2 separate regions of the Homo sapiens genome follow, and region 1 is linked to region 2. Evidence: chromatin loops called from intact Hi-C (ENCODE). Cell type or tissue: Caco-2. All regions are shown on one strand. Links, peaks and the distances in the headings refer to the core of each region. The heading gives the core; the rest is flanking DNA. Region 1 has its middle 82 kb from the start of FOXL3-OT1. Region 2 overlaps PDGFA (platelet derived growth factor subunit A).

The links. Peaks named below come from ENCODE experiments on the same cell type or tissue, not always from the same donor. Only the 100,000 strongest peaks of a DNase experiment are listed, where the experiment ranks them.
Region 1: it touches region 2 in a loop (8-fold over the local background); 5 of 110 quality-filtered maps call a loop at or near these places.

What each region holds. Positions count from the first base shown.
Region 1 is chr7:371,422-374,311 of GRCh38, reverse strand. No RefSeq gene overlaps it. Among named protein-coding and RNA genes, the nearest start is that of FOXL3-OT1, 82 kb to the right of the region's middle. RefSeq lists a silencer at 2,138-2,338. In Caco-2, for the core only: no CTCF peak of the experiment used is centred there; DNase peaks (open chromatin) are centred at 581, 1,161 and 2,361; H3K4me3 peaks cover 781 bases.
Region 2 is chr7:502,388-505,277 of GRCh38, reverse strand. The region is part of intron 4 of PDGFA (platelet derived growth factor subunit A); the gene reads left to right. Among named protein-coding and RNA genes, the nearest start is that of PDGFA, 16 kb to the left of the region's middle. RefSeq lists an enhancer at 803-1,580. In Caco-2, for the core only: no CTCF peak of the experiment used is centred there; DNase peaks (open chromatin) are centred at 817 and 1,487.

The DNA.
Region 1 (2,890 bases), core at 191-2,690, 130 kb after region 2:
GAGGAACACGGCTGGGGAGGAACACGGCTGGCTCAGCTCATTCATTCACCGACTCCCTCAATTCATGCCCTTGGCACCATCACATAACAGAGGCCAGGTTCTTAAAACTTCAGAGAGTGTCGCTCGGAACTATTTTTCTGAACTCTTTCCTTCCCTCCCTCCCTCCCTCCTTCCTCCCTCCCTTCCTTCCCTCTGTCTCTTTCTCCTTCTTTCTTTTTTCTTCTTTCCTTCCTTCCTCCCTCCCTTCCTTCTTTCCCTCTGTGTCTCTCTCCCTTTCTCTCCTTCCTTCTTTTCTTTTTCTTCTTTTTTCACTCCCTCCCTCCCTCCTTCCCTTTCCCTCCCTCCCTCTCCCTCCTGCCCACCCTCCTTCCCTTCCCTTCTCCTCTCTTCTCTTCTTTCTTTTCTCTCTCTCCCTCCCCCCCCCTTCTTTTCTTCCTTTATGGTTTTTTGGTAAAGTGTGTTCACAAGTCCCAGGCCCTCCTAAGAGATAAAAGGGGGAAGGGTGCACGGAGCAGGTTCCACCGCCCAAGGTCCCCCTGCGGGACTTCTCCGAGTCTGGACTTTGCTTTAAACCCTCCTCCACTTTCCCTCGCTGTCAGCTGCAGGTGCGGCCTCTGCGTCCAGGCTTAGCTCCCTGCACGGTTGTTTCAAAGCCTGATGAAGCTGCATGGTGGGGAACCAGGCTCCAGGCATCCGAGGCCCGGATAGGCGGTCGGCCACATTTACGGTGCCAAACTCAGATCAAAGGCCGATGGAATGGGGCAGCCCGGCCCAGTCTCGGGTGCCCACAACAAAGCCCTGGCCCACTGGTCGCAGAGCACAAAAGGCCTGGGCTATGCAGCCTTACTTGTGTGGGGAAGGCCTCAGATAAAGCGACAGGGCATTCTCGGGGCCGCTGTCCCACCACAGAACCGCTCGTCACACATGAAACAGCAGATTAAGAATTTCCTTTTCTATTTTTGCTGCAAAATTTGCACTGGAAAGGGCTTGGTTTGGAAACACTCTCCCCTTTGAGCTGCTTGGCTGCAGATGAAAGGGGCGTCCAGCCTGCGGTCCGGCCCGGAGGGGGCACTTGCAGCCTCGGCAGCCTCCTCGGTGTGACGGCGATAAGGGATCAGAAACCTATTATCGCTGTGTTTATTGTGCTGGTTAACCATTAAAAACGGCGGTGGAGGTGGGGGCCGGGGTGATTTGTTGACTTGAAGAATGGTTTCTGGCTCTGCGAGCGCTTCTGGAATCCTTGCCCCTAAGCCCCAGCTTGGCGGCTGGGTGAGGAGGAAGCTGGGGCAGGTTTGGCCTCTGTGCCCCGGGGAGAAGAGAGACGCAGATGTCTGTCTGTGGGCTGGTGGTGCCCAGGTGGTGTCCGGCACCTTCTGGGGCTGACCGGCGGTTAAAGACGACGTGTTAGGGCCACACGTGGAGAAGTTTTCCTGCAGAGGAGGGGCCATCTCGGGGAGGGAATAGGGCTTGCTGGAGGCCTCACAGTGGGGAAGAGAAGGGGGTCTCTGCCCAGCCCTGCCCCACTCTCCAAGGGTGGAGCACAGAGTCTGGGTGAGAGGCACTGGCTGCGGTCCTGATGCCCAGGGGGTCGAGGGCTGGTGTGAGTGTGGACAGGGCTGCTTGGACTTGGACTACAAGCTCGGTCGTGGTTGCCCTCGGAGCGTTTCTTTCCTTTTTTGGCGTTGGGGGTGGGGAGTGGGAGAGTGTTAGGGTCTCACTCTGTCGTCCAGGCTGGAGTACAGTGGTGCGATCACAGCTCACTGCAGTCGCAAACTCCTGGGCTCAAGCGATCCTCCTGCCTCAGCCTCCCAAGCAGTTGGAACTACATGTGTACGCCACCGCACCCGGCTAATTTTTAAATTTTTTATAGAGACAGGGGCTCGACATGTTGACCAGGCTGGTCACGAAGTCCTGGGCTCGAGCCATCCTCCCGCCTCGGCCTCCCAAAACGCCGGGATTACAGGTGTGAGCCACTGCACGCGGCCTCCGTTGGGTCATTTCTGAGCCCACTGACCCACAGGCCCGTGAGGATGGCTGTCCTGAGTGCGGCTCACACTTTCTCCAGAGCCCGGCGTTCCGGCCACCCGAGCAGCACGCAGGGGAACGCAGGGAGCAGAGTCGCTTCGCTGGGGTCCCGTCCAGGCCCGATGTCTGCTGCTTGTGGCCGGGCGGGCCCAGCGTACATGGGGTGGATGTGTGGGGTGGACGTGTGGCCGGGCGGGCCCAGCGTCTCTTCTGCACAGGGTGGATTGATCCTGCCTCAAGGGCAGTCCGTGGAGAGGCAGTGAAGGGCCGCCCGTGAGGTGGGAAGGCCTGGTCCATCGTAGCTGCCTGTAGCCTGCATTGGATCCGAGCTCATATGGCAGCAGGAGGCTGTTGCTGAAGGCACCCCCGGCTCCCAAAGCCAGAAGTGGATTCGGCTCAGTTGCTGCTTTTCCCTCTTGCCTGGCTGGCGGGGCTGTTCCTTCATGGTCTCAAAGGCATTTGGGTCCGTGAGGCTTGACCTGGGTCTTCCAGGGAGGAGGAGAGGGAGGATCTCCCCCTACCAGGAAGAGGGAGAGAGGGGTAGCCACTCACCAGGGAGGAGGAGAGTGGGGGTCACCCCCCACCAGGAAGGAGGAGAGTGAGGGTCGCCCCCCACCAGGAAGGAGGAGAGTGAGGGTCGCCCACCACGGCCCCACCTCTGCATCCTCCTGGTAACAGGGCTCAGAATGGAGGCTCTTGGGTACATGCAGAGGGACACCCTCCCCAGACACCAGAGTCGTGATGTACAGCTCCGTGATTTCACACAGTGACTCTGTGAGGTCCATGTGCCCATTTCACAAGGGAGGAAACTGAGGCTCATCTGACTGAGCCACCCAGAGAATAATGGACTTGCGGTTTCGACTGA
Region 2 (2,890 bases), core at 165-2,664:
GAGGGACATGGGGACCCCCCCCATCACTTGGGCTTCGGCTTGGGGCCTGGGGGCCGGGGTACCCCCCGTGGGGGTCCTGAGGACATTGTAGTCTGTTCTTTGGACTTGGCCTTCTTTTATGGAGGAGGTTTTTGTGAGAATCCAATATTCATTTTGTGTTCTTGGGAGAAAAATGTAGCTATTTCCTGGCCAGACAGAGGTGGCGGAACGGCCCGGAATCCTGGCATACTCAGAAACAGGTGCAATCATCGCTGTTTGTTTTTGTTTGATAAAAACGGGCTTGTCTGAGGAGGCAGTGGGTTCCCAGACGAGCGGCCGTGCCATGTGCCTTTCGCACGGTGCCCAGAGGGGTGGCATTTCTGTTGTGTCCTGGGAGCCCACGCGCCCGCGGTGGCCGGCCATCTCGAGTGGTTGAGAGCGAGCCTGCCCCTCGCCTGGGCGTCTGGTGTCTGGCCAGACGGGCCTGCGGTCTCTGCCGAGCCAGGCCCTGGTATCTGCCCTGCCGAGGGAACTAGGTGAGGCTGCTTGTTGACCAAAGAGGCTGTGCCATCCGGAGGGTCAGGGCCGGGAGCAGAACAGGGCGCCCTGCCCGAGCCCATCCCCACGAACCCAGATTTCAGAGCCCACCTGCCCCATGCCTCACTTGGCCACCCCTGCAGAGGCTGGGGGTGGGTGGGAGCAGCAGAGTATGGGTGCTTCGAGCCTGGGAGATGGCAGGGTGTGAGGCTGGTGCTGTTCCTCCTGCTGGGACCTGTGTCCAGGGCCTCCAGGGGAGGGGAGGAAGGAACTCGGTCCCTGCTGAGGCAGGAGGGGGCTGGGCCTGGTTTTGCGCACTGGGATCCCTAGTTACTTACTACCTGGGCAGTTCTTGACTCAGGGAGGGCTGAGGACATGCTTGCAGGGCTGGGGGTGGCTGAGGTCCCAGGTGGCCCTGCTGCTCCTCTTGGGGCTTTGCTGCAGTTCATCCTCGGGCCGGGCCTCTCCGACCCCAGGCCCTCAACAGGAGGGTGGCTCTAGACCCACTCTCTGCCTGTGGTGGGTGGGTGGTGGTACTGTGCTGAGCTTGGGGACCAGGGGGTGGGTTGGTTTTGGGGCTCTGGATTAGAATCCACGCCAGTGGCAGCCCACTCTTGAAGGCTGGCTTTGTCCTCGTTTCTGGGGCCTTCTGCATGTGCAGCCTCATTTATTCCTCAACTCCTGGGTGGGTGTGATTGGTCTCCGTTTTACAGATGGGAGGTGGAAGTGTGTGCACGGCCTGCGGAGGCCTCTCTCTGGAGGATTCTGTCCTGGGGAAAGGGGCAGATTGCCGCGGGAGTGTGGAGGCTGATCTGAGGCCTCCCGAGTGGAACGGAGCCCCATGTAGGAAGCGGCAGTGTCCTGGCCGCTTTCTCTCACGCTTTGTGACGTAGCGAAACCTCCCAGGCCAGGTCCTGTTTCTGAGCTGGCTCCTGACCCCAGGCGCCCCACGCCCTGCAACTGTTGAGCTCATACTTGGCTGTCTGCTCACGCCCCAGGCAGCCCAGACCACTTCACACGCCTGCAGGCACCCTTTGCACTGTGGGTTAACCATTAACTCAGCCTCGGACAAGCCTGGTCCCCAGCGCCTTAGGGACCGGCTTACCTTCGGAGCCTGCCTGGTCCCAGGGTGCAGAGCTGACCTTCTCCCTGGGGGCCCTGCTGATGCCCAGTCTCCAGAGTCTGGAGTCCCCCCTTCCCCCCAAGAAGGTTGGGAAACATTCCCCTCCTCCCTCCTTCACCCTCCTGACTGCCTGGGAGGCAGGGCCACTGGGCTGGGGGCATCTGGCCTTGGGCTGAGGTCTCCTCATTCACCCAGCAGCGTGCATTCCCCCACGCCCCTGTGCTCAGGGGGTGACCCGGCCTCCGTTTCCTTTCTAGCCTCAGTTTCCCCATGAACCGTGAGGGGTGAAGTGGGTGATCCATAGTGGCTGTTCTTGCATTTAGACCCTGCATGCGGCAGGGCTGGTTCCGTGGGCACAGATGGAGCGCCTGCTGGGTGCTCAGCTCCCCAGGGCCTGGGAGGGCAGGAAGGTGGTGGCTATTCCCTGGTGTGTGCTCCAGGGGGCAGGTGGGACAGCCTAGCAATTAGGGACAGGCTTAGTTAGAGCTTGCCTGCGCCTCAGTTTGTTCTGTAAATGGAGGTGCCAGTCTTGCCTCCTTGTAGCATGGTTGGGAGGATGAAATGAGTGCTGGGGTTTGGGCTGGGAGAGCCAATACTCTACTCATGCAGTCCCTGGCTGTGTATTAGGGGTCTGTTGATGCCAGGCGTGTGCGTGCTTGCACTCTGTGTGTGTAGTAAGATTCCCACGATGGGGCCCCTGTGTACATTACACATGCATGACTGGTGGGGGGTGGAGTTGCCTCCCCATGACAGGGTATGTGTGTGCATTATACAGGTGTGTGTGTGGGGTGGAGTTGTGTTCCCGTGACAGGGCCTATATGTGCATTATGTGTGTGTGTGTGTGTGTGTGTGTGTGTGTGTGTGTGTGTGATTTCTTGCCTCTCTTGTTGAATGCCTGAAGCTCCCCTCTCTGGCCTGGACTGGGCCATTGTCTGCCTGCAGCTCCCCGGGGAAGGGGCTGTGGAGGCAGGACCCCCATGTTGTGGTTTTGTGCCTGGAGAATTGAGGGCAGGCGTGGCTCGCAGACAGGCAAAGTCCAGTCCGAAGAGGGGAACCCAGCTGAGGTCTGGTTCGCTTTTGAGCTGCCTGTGCCTGATAGCCACGGCCTGCTGGCCTGTGCTCCTCCTGGATCATCTTGTGTAGCCTCGGTGATGGCCCAGGATCCCTGGCCCTGGTTTCCGAGGTCAGGCCTCTCCGAGCCCAAGGAGAGCCTCGGACCTGGGGGAGCCATGAGGGGACCCTGGGTATGGG